Linked DNA regions of Homo sapiens: region 2 is linked to region 1. Evidence: chromatin loops called from intact Hi-C (ENCODE). Cell type or tissue: tibial artery. All regions are shown on one strand. Each heading gives the region's core, and the rest is flanking DNA. Links, peaks and the distances in the headings are about the cores only.

Region 1 (4,396 bases), core at 205-4,204:
ACTCGCCCGGGTGTTACGGGGCCCCGTGAAATGCCTCCGGAATGGGTCTTTCGCAGCTCCCCTTAGGAGGGGACGCCGTGGACTAACAGACACCGCTGTCAGGAAGGCGTTGATGCGGCTTCGCGGCTTACATTTTCTTTTTTTTCTTTTTGGTCTTTGAAATTCCTGTAATTTGTTTGCTATAAAAATTCTTCCTTTCCTAGTAAAATTCATAACCATAGTTTAAACATAATTTAGGACTTTGTCAAATATAATACTTAAACTGGAATGTCTCCCCAAGTAAGAGATTTGTGTTTTTCAAAGGCCTACACAGAACTCTCACTTTTTTTCTTAGTAAATACCAATTTCTTTTATTATTATTATTATTATTATACTTTAAGTTTTAGGGTACATGTGCACAATGTGCATGTTAGTTACATATGTATACATGTGCTAGCTGGTGTGCTGCACCCATTAACTCGTCATTTAACATTAGGTATATCTCCTAAATCTATCCCTCCCCCCTCCCCCCACCCCACAACAGTCCCCAGAGTGTGATGTTCCCCTTCCTGTGTCCATGTGTTCTCATTGTTCAATTCCCACCTATGAGTGAGAATATGCGGTGTTTGGTTTTTCCGCAGTGTCAGCTCGCGGTTCCCAATTACCTCCCCTTAGGCCGCCTGGCGTGCAGGATCACAGCCCAGCCTGCCTCAGCACCTCTCCGCCAGAGGTTCTTCTTACAAACGGCCACTTAAAACACAGCCCCGGCCGGGCGCGGTGGCTCACGCCTGTAATCCCAGCACTTTGGGAGGCCGAGGCGGGTGGATCATGAGGTCAGGAGATCGAGACCATCCTGGCTAACAAGGTGAAACCCCGTCTCTACTAAAAATACAAAAAATTAGCCGGGCGCGGTGGCGGGCGCCTGTAGTCCCAGCTACTCGGGAGGCTGAGGCAGGAGAATGGCGTGAACCCGGGAAGCGGAGCTTGCAGTGAGCCGAGATTGCGCCACTGCAGTCCGCAGTCCGGCCTGGGCGACAGAGCGAGACTCCGTCTCAAAAAAAAAAAAAAAAAAAAAAACACAGCCCCACGCCACCCGGCCTTCCTGGAACTGGAGCCACTCAAGCGGGCCAGCTCCAACCCAGTGACGAGTCCCGGGAGCGGCCCGCTTCCCCACGACCCTCTCTCCGCCTAGCTTGGGCCTCCTGCTGGCTGCGCTGGGGAGCTCCCGCAGGTCACAGCGCGCCACCAGTTCCTTCCCCCTTCTCTGCCTGCCTGGGCTTTGAAATACGGTACGTGTTCCTACTGCGTTTGGGGCACTGCTGATGACAGCAGGGCTCTAGCTACCACGCCAAGGGGTCACGGCATTAATTATTCTCTCTTCTACGGGGAAAAGTGTGAGGGCTGAGCCCCGCAAAGCACATGGAATTGGAGTACAGGCAGCACTAACTCTCCAGGCTGAAAATCATGGTGGGTAGGGAGGTTCTCAATCAATTCCCTCACTCCTCCTGTGCCTTTTAACTAACTTTGAAATTCCTCTGGCTGCTGCTGGTGCCTCCGTGCTGTTTCCAAGGGCTGGAGCCCCACACTGATTTATTTGGTAACCATCGCAGGAATTTCAGAAAATGAGAACTGGAGGAGGAAGCCAGGCCTGAAGTAATTAAGATGATTTGTTACACACGATTCAGGTAGGCACAAAGGGGTACCTGAACACAGACAGAATATAAGATCAAAGAAACGGCAGTCCTGAAAGTGGGAGCTCTTCGCAAAAGAAAAACAGGCCAGCGGAAGGCGCCCAGATCACTGCCAAATTAAAACACCTCGTATTTTTATCTTCTCCCAGAGATAAAACAGAGGGAGATAATTTTTTTTTCACATTTGCTTTCAGCAGTTAACTTTCAGAATAAAAAAGAAATTCAAATGTGTCTGCCATTAGTACAAGTTCATGAGATCACCCTACCCGAAATCATTTGTCAGTGGAAAACAGTGTGCTATTTAAGCCCTAGGAATACAGCTGCAAGAGTGAATATTCCTTAGAAAGTACCTGTTCTTTACAAGCTTGTTAGTGACTCTTGAAACTCATGTATGTGATGGGATCTCATGACCACTGGCATCCCACCAGGTCACGGGATGTGGAGAGTGGGGTTGAAGAGGGGAGGGGCAGTGAATGTGCATCCCCGGCCACCATCCAAAAACACAACATGGTCTTTTGTTGTGCATTTCTCCTTCCCTGCAATGTTGATCCTCAAGAACCAACTGTCTTATTATTTTCCAACACTATTTATGCCTCAGACCTTCTGATATGTTGCCACAATACACTCATTCATCTGTCTTCCCCATTAACTAACTTTATGGCCCAAGTGACCTACAGCTGTCACACTCCTGCTCCTGGCTGATATTTCATCCAGAATTCCTCCTGGGCTCTGGATGTTACACTTGTTTGGGACTATGGTGATGCAAAACAGACCTGGAACTGGAATCCATGACTCTGGCAAAATGAAAACAAGCCTTTTTCATCTTCTTTTTCATCCCCTTTCCATAAGGTGACATCAAGATTCTTTACACTCCTGAAATATCATTCTTACCTCCTATAGAGAAGACTTTACGTGTGAGTAATAGCATTACAGGGTGCTTTTTTTTTTTTAAACAGAGTCTTGCTCTGTCACTCAGGCTGGAGTGAAATAGCACAATCATGGCTTACTGCAGCCTTGAGCTCTTGGGCTCAAGTGATTCTCCTATTTCATCCTCCTAAGTAGCTGTGACTACAAGCATGCACCACCACACTCAGCTAATTTTTTTTTATTTTTTGCTGGGACTGGGTCTCACTATGTTTCCTAGGCTGGTCTCAAACTCCAGGGCTCAAGCAATCCCCTCGCTTGGGCCTCCCAAAGTGCTGGGATTACAGGCATGAGCCACCATGCCTGGCTGGCCTAGAATGAATAGTAAGCTTAGCATTTACAACACACCCAGAAGATCAATACCTTCTGATAACCCATTTTAAAATGGAGAAGCTACTGGTTGGGGAAGGTAAGTAACTTGCCTTGGGTCACATAGCTAGCAAGTCAGGGACAGAGGGATGTCTACTGCCTCTCTGAATAAATACCAGATTTCCTTCCGTGCCTGAGACTGTATTTACCTGTAGCCTCAGAGTTGCTGTGGAGACTAAATTGGCTAAGCAGTTGAGTACCCACTTGGTACTATTTTCATCGAATGAATTTTTGACAGAATTGATTGGCCTAAATGAATGTTGCATTGTCTGGGAGTCCCCTGCACTTTGACAGGGTTTTTTCTTCTAAGAGGCCTCCACCTGGGTGCTGATCTTGCTAAAGCCTCCTAGAGGCCTACACACTGCTGTAGGAAGATGGCAGATGGCAGAGGTACTGACCACAATTATAGAAATAAGCAAAGCAACTTGTGCAGTGGTCTCTAACCCATGATGCGGTCTCATTGCTTTGCTCTGAGCAGAAGGTTCGTTACATTCCTTCTCCCTTCAAACATTTTCAGAAGTTCAAGCATCCCCAACAATTCTGCCATCCTCCAGAAAAACCCCACAGAGCCCATGTTAATTCCTCAGCTCCAAAGGACAGGGACATCACAGGACTTTTCCTTGAACCAAGCTTTAATGCAGTTGTTTCTTGTGGTGGAAAGAGACAGTGTAGACAAAAGGCTGTCTCTCTGCTCTGTCACTATTTCCCAAGCTGCAGCATGCACACAAACTATCTAGGCAGCTTGTTAAAATGCAAATTCTGTTTCAAAAGGGCTGGGGGCCTGAGATTCTGCATTTCTAATAGGCTCCCAGGGGATACTTGTGCTGCTGGTCCTGACACTGTGAGCAGCCAGGGATTATTTGCATGGGTCTCTTTTCCTTGTGAACCCTTTGATGTTGCATTTTGACAAAGAAGTCATGTAGAGACTAAAGGCTGTGGCCTCACCTGCTGCTATGGATAGAAGTAGGGCTTTCCTGTGACAGGAAGAACTTCCCAAAGTCAATCACCAGGAAAAGAGAACTTGAGACCACCCAGGAAGAAAGTGCTTCACCCTCTGCTGAACCAGCACTTCCACAGATGAGGCTTAAGCGGTCTCTTGGCATCAGGAACCCTCCACCTGGCAACATTCCATGAGTCAGACAGGCAGACATATGAGGCCATAAATTGAAGAAAAGTAAACTTTGCCTTGTAACCCTGCCTGTGTGCAGTTCCTTTTGTGGCCAGCCTGGCTCAGCTGTGAATCCAAGGAATTAAAAGGTTCAAGTGTCCCCCACCTTGTTCGCCTGCTTAGAACTGGAGAATTAATAATGAATCAGCTCCCTCTGAAGCCAGCCTTGTAGGACCTGCAGAAATTAGCTAGAGACCTCCAAGGGGACAATAAATCTTGAGGAATAAGAGTTGGATCTTTAAGGTCCAGCTGCTCTTCTTACGTG
Region 2 (4,396 bases), core at 148-4,147, 140 kb before region 1:
TTGCTTATCTCTGTTGCTGCATCCACACACAGGACCGCTAGTTGTCCTATCAAAATCCATGAGATTTTAGCTCATTGGATCAATTTGGGTCATACAGCAGTTCTCAATATGCAAAAAGTAGAGTCAGCCCCATCCAAATCACACAGAATGAGGGTAGAGGAGGGGTGATTTCACTCAAGAAAAATAAAATTACTAGTATCAGAAGACTGGAAAATGATGCTGGGTGGGAAATAAAATCCAATGTCCATGCCACTCTCATATAACTCTAGCTACATATGTCTGTCATTTGTATCAAGTTTTCATTAAGTTTCTATTTAGGTGTCTTTAATCTTGGGTTGCATCTTTGCTTTGATCTATAAAATTCGCTTTGGAAAAGTCCTATTAAAGACATGTCTACATAACTATACAAACTTGAGGAACTATTTTCAAGTCTAATTTCTCTGAATTGCAGAGGAAGTATACTTCAGGATAAGCTTTGGTATCTTTCATGCTCTCCAAACACATAGAAAAGTGAAGCTTCATCTTAGACTTGTCCAGGATACTCAAATCTGAAAAGAAGTGTGGACTGGGTCAAGATGGAGAAATTAAAGGAAAGAATTACCCTTGAATTGATGGTTCTTCTGTCCATCCTCCTGCTGCTCTGAAAAGAAATAACTATTAACACCTTAAGAAGACCATAATGACTTCCCACTCTAGAGACTACTTGCTGCGAAAGTCCTTGCACCCACATGGTGAAAGAGCTGGAGTGAGGTCCGCTCAGCTCCGTCTGCACTCCCCAGAAAGCATGTAGCCAGTATAATCCAAAAGTAGAGAAACTTTAACACATAGGAGGCAGTCAGCAACTGATCTGTCCCAGCTCCCAATAATGTGCTACTGTCATAGTCAGCTTCTCTGAGCCCACTCACAGGACTACAAACACTTTAGGTTGCTCATCACTGTGGTTACCACTCAACTATTGTCATCTGCCTTCTCAGGTTATTTTTGACATTCGGCATTTAGCCATTCATGTATATAAAAATAAACTATTTTATAGGATATGAAACTAGTTCAATAAGATAGGGCTAGAGTTGAGAGTGCCTGACCACTCTCTACTTCAAGTTTTACTTTTTGCCTCCCTTTAAAATAATGTCAGCGAGTTTGAGGTTGCCAATTGCACCCCCTCATATTATAAATTTGGAATCAGTTGAAAAATAGACACAGAGGTCAAATCGATATCAAAATATCAGCTTAATAGCTGACAGTGCCAGATTCAAGCCTGCACCTGAACCTTCCCCTAAATGGGTTTTCTAATACTTTCCTTATGGAATAAACCCATCTACCCTTTACAATGTTGGGTCTCACTGCAGGAGCAAACTTCTTAACATATAGAGGGAGACAAGGAAAACACAAATGTACAAAGCCCAGGCCAAGAGAATAAGGGTCAGAGCTTGGGAGAAGACCAGTCCTAATCACCTGAACCTCACCCAGAAAAATGCAGGCAGTAAATGTTCAACACTTGCTGCCCTAGTGTAAAGGTAAATTGCTTGCTGTGGTCTAATTGTTTGCTGTGTTCTAAATGCTTGTGTCCACCCAAAATTCATATGCAATAGGCAGGACCCCGCCTCTTGATACAGAAGTTGAAAAGTTGAGACAATTGCTTTCTCTGAACTTATAAACTAGATTTGGCCAATCAAATGTTTGTACGTAGGACATTGACACTTGACAGGTGATTTAAACAAAAAAAAAAAGGAAGAAGCAGTTTAGAATTCATTAAGTGGTAATGGCAGTCTCCTGTGCCCAGGAGCCAGTAGTAGCAGCCCCCAATACAGAATGACTACAAGGAGGCTGTCCTTGTGGTAGGTAGACCACCCTGGCTGTGATTCAAGTCAGCCAATTCACTTGATCCCTGCCAGTAATGGACTGGATTATAGTTCAGCTAACATTTATTCTCCTCAACCCCTACCTTCCACTGTAGGCTGACTATGACTCCCTGCCCCACTGATGTTGGGCTTGGCCACGTAACTTGCTTTGGTCAAAGGAATTAGCCAAGGGGATGCACAGAGGACTTAAACATGCTTGTGTGGCTTGACTTAATGTGTATGCTCTAGTGACTTGCCATAAAAAGAGCATGGCCCAGGAAGGGTCTTTCCTCTCCCTGGGTCCCCAGAAGTACACACATGGAGCACATCTAAACCCAACTCAAAGCCTGGAGCTGAGCCCAGCCAACCTGCAACCCGAAGCAGAGCTACACAGCTGTATTAGAATCTTACGGCTGCTCCAACATATTACTGCAAAGGTGGTAGCTCAAAGCAACACAAATTTATTCTCTTACAGTTTTGGAGGCCCAAAAAGAAGTTCCACTGAACTGAAACCAAGGTGTGGGTAGGGCCATGCTCCTTCCAGAGACTCTAGGGGAGAATCTGTTTCCTTGCCATTTTCAGCTTGTAGAGCTTCCTTCTTTGGCTCATGGCCCCTTCTTCCATCTTTAAAGCCAGCAGCATGGTGTCCTCAAATATCTCTGTCTTGTACATCACACATCTGCCTTCCGTGCACAATCTCCTTCTGCCTCCCTCTCATAAGGACACTTATGATACATTTAGGACCAACTTAGATAATCCAGGATAATCTTTCTATCACTAGGTCCTTAAATACTGTATGTTTGCCATTTAAGGTTATATCCCCATGTCACAGGAATACCTATTTTGGGTGGCAAATACTCAACCTACCACCTCAGCCAAGCCCATCCAGGATCCACCAACCCACAGTCAACCCTGTTTCAAGCCTCTGAATTTTGAGGTGGTTTTTTATGTAACATTATTGTGGCAATAACTGATTAACACACCAACCATTTCCTGAAGGCCTCCCCTTGATTTTCAGAGCACCTAGTATCCACCAATAAATTGTTATTGTGTGTTTAAATGAACTAGAATCAGCATCTATTATTTACAACCCAAACAACCTACCTACACATTTGAGAAACTCTGACAGTAGAATATCAAATGATAATGCTGAGAACAAAAAACTCAAACTGGATGTTTTTCTTGGTACTTGTACCATAATGATCTGTTTGGAGAAAATTAACAAAATAGAGAAGTCAGTAGAGGCAGGAAATTTAGATGACTTTAAGTACTTTAAGTGGATGTCACTTATTTTCTAACCAAAGGAAACTAAATCAAAACTGTAACCTTCAGGTAGAGGAGATGAGTAATTAAGATATGTGTTTTAACACAGAAAGCAGTTGTTAAAATGACTGCAGTAGTGTATGCTGTCCCAGAGAGGTAGTGACAAGAACTCTGACAAGACTATTGAATCAAATTGGTATTTTTTTTAACTTTATTTTAACTCATAGTCATTTCTATCCAGAAGAGATTCCACAGGTCAGAGAAGTGGCAATGAATTAATGTCATAAAAAAGGTATAGAGACAGCAGGAAATTGCACACCATCAGTTAAGCCCCTGATTCTTTGCCCTCATTTTACATCTTAAACAAAGTAAAAGAGGACAGTAGATGGAAAGTAACTTAAAAATGTGCTGCTCCGTAAAGGCCAGCCAACAGAGCTTCGGGACATTTATTTGAAGTCAAGACATTAGTGCCGGGGTGAGTAAAGGGACTGTAATAAGTTTACACTTTACAAAGGGGCCTGACAGTTCTGTATCAAAGGAAGAATGTCCAAGAGACAGAGTGATGGGATAATAGGAAGTGGAATTAAAACTTGGCTTCCAGGGAGACAAAAAGCAATGATAACTTGGAGTACTTCCAAGGCAATGTGGGAGTAATGCGGCGGGCTAGGGAGGATGTCAGAGCAAAGACACCTCTACTACTGAGTGGGCATAAGCAAAGGAGATTCCCCCGATAGGAAGCCTGTGTCTGCCTTCTGGAAAACAAACAAAGACCCCACTGCGACATTTCACTAAAAGAATCACAGCTCTTTCTTCCTGAATCAATATTACTTGGACTACGAAGGTCTTCCAGAGGACTGCTGACCTAAGCAGTGGGAATGAACTAAGCTGATGGGAATGGGTTCTCTTTTCCAAAAAACAGATAGATGTTCTGGATAAAATATGATCCAAAAAAGTAATGCATAACTGAGTTTGAAATATAGAAATAGAAATATCCAGGTGCTTAAAAGCAGAAAGAGATTTCACAGAGCAGGAAGTGTGAGCTAATCCCACAGTCTTCCTACAGAGCTATGCTCCTGGACACGGGCCCTAGGACCAGGAATAGGGAGGTGGCAAAGTTTCCAGGAGACAGGGAAGCTGGAACCAGGTCTCCAACATTAGCCCACAAGCCCCAAAGCACATCAGTAGGAAAAGTGCTTATTTTTAAAATGATGTTTTAAATGGCCACCACATAACCATCCAGCCAGATAAACTAAAACTCTCTATTACTTTTGCAAACCTACTGACTAAAGCCTGCT

What was found. Hi-C counts contacts between places; a loop is a spot of excess contacts. Peaks named below come from ENCODE experiments on the same cell type or tissue, not always from the same donor. Only the 100,000 strongest peaks of a DNase experiment are listed, where the experiment ranks them.
Region 2: a loop joins it to region 1, with 2.1 times the contacts of the local background. A loop is called at or near these places in 1 of 110 quality-filtered maps.

Annotation. Positions count from the first base shown.
Region 1 is chr4:57,191,315-57,195,710 of GRCh38, reverse strand. The region is part of intron 2 of IGFBP7-AS1 (IGFBP7 antisense RNA 1); the gene reads right to left. Among named protein-coding and RNA genes, the nearest start is that of IGFBP7, 83 kb to the right of the region's middle. RefSeq lists enhancers at 647-1,146, 1,147-1,648. In tibial artery, for the core only: no CTCF peak of the experiment used is centred there; a DNase peak (open chromatin) is centred at 1,730.
Region 2 is chr4:57,333,080-57,337,475 of GRCh38, reverse strand. No RefSeq gene overlaps it. Among named protein-coding and RNA genes, the nearest start is that of LINC02380, 91 kb to the left of the region's middle. In tibial artery, for the core only: no CTCF peak of the experiment used is centred there; no DNase peak of the experiment used is centred there.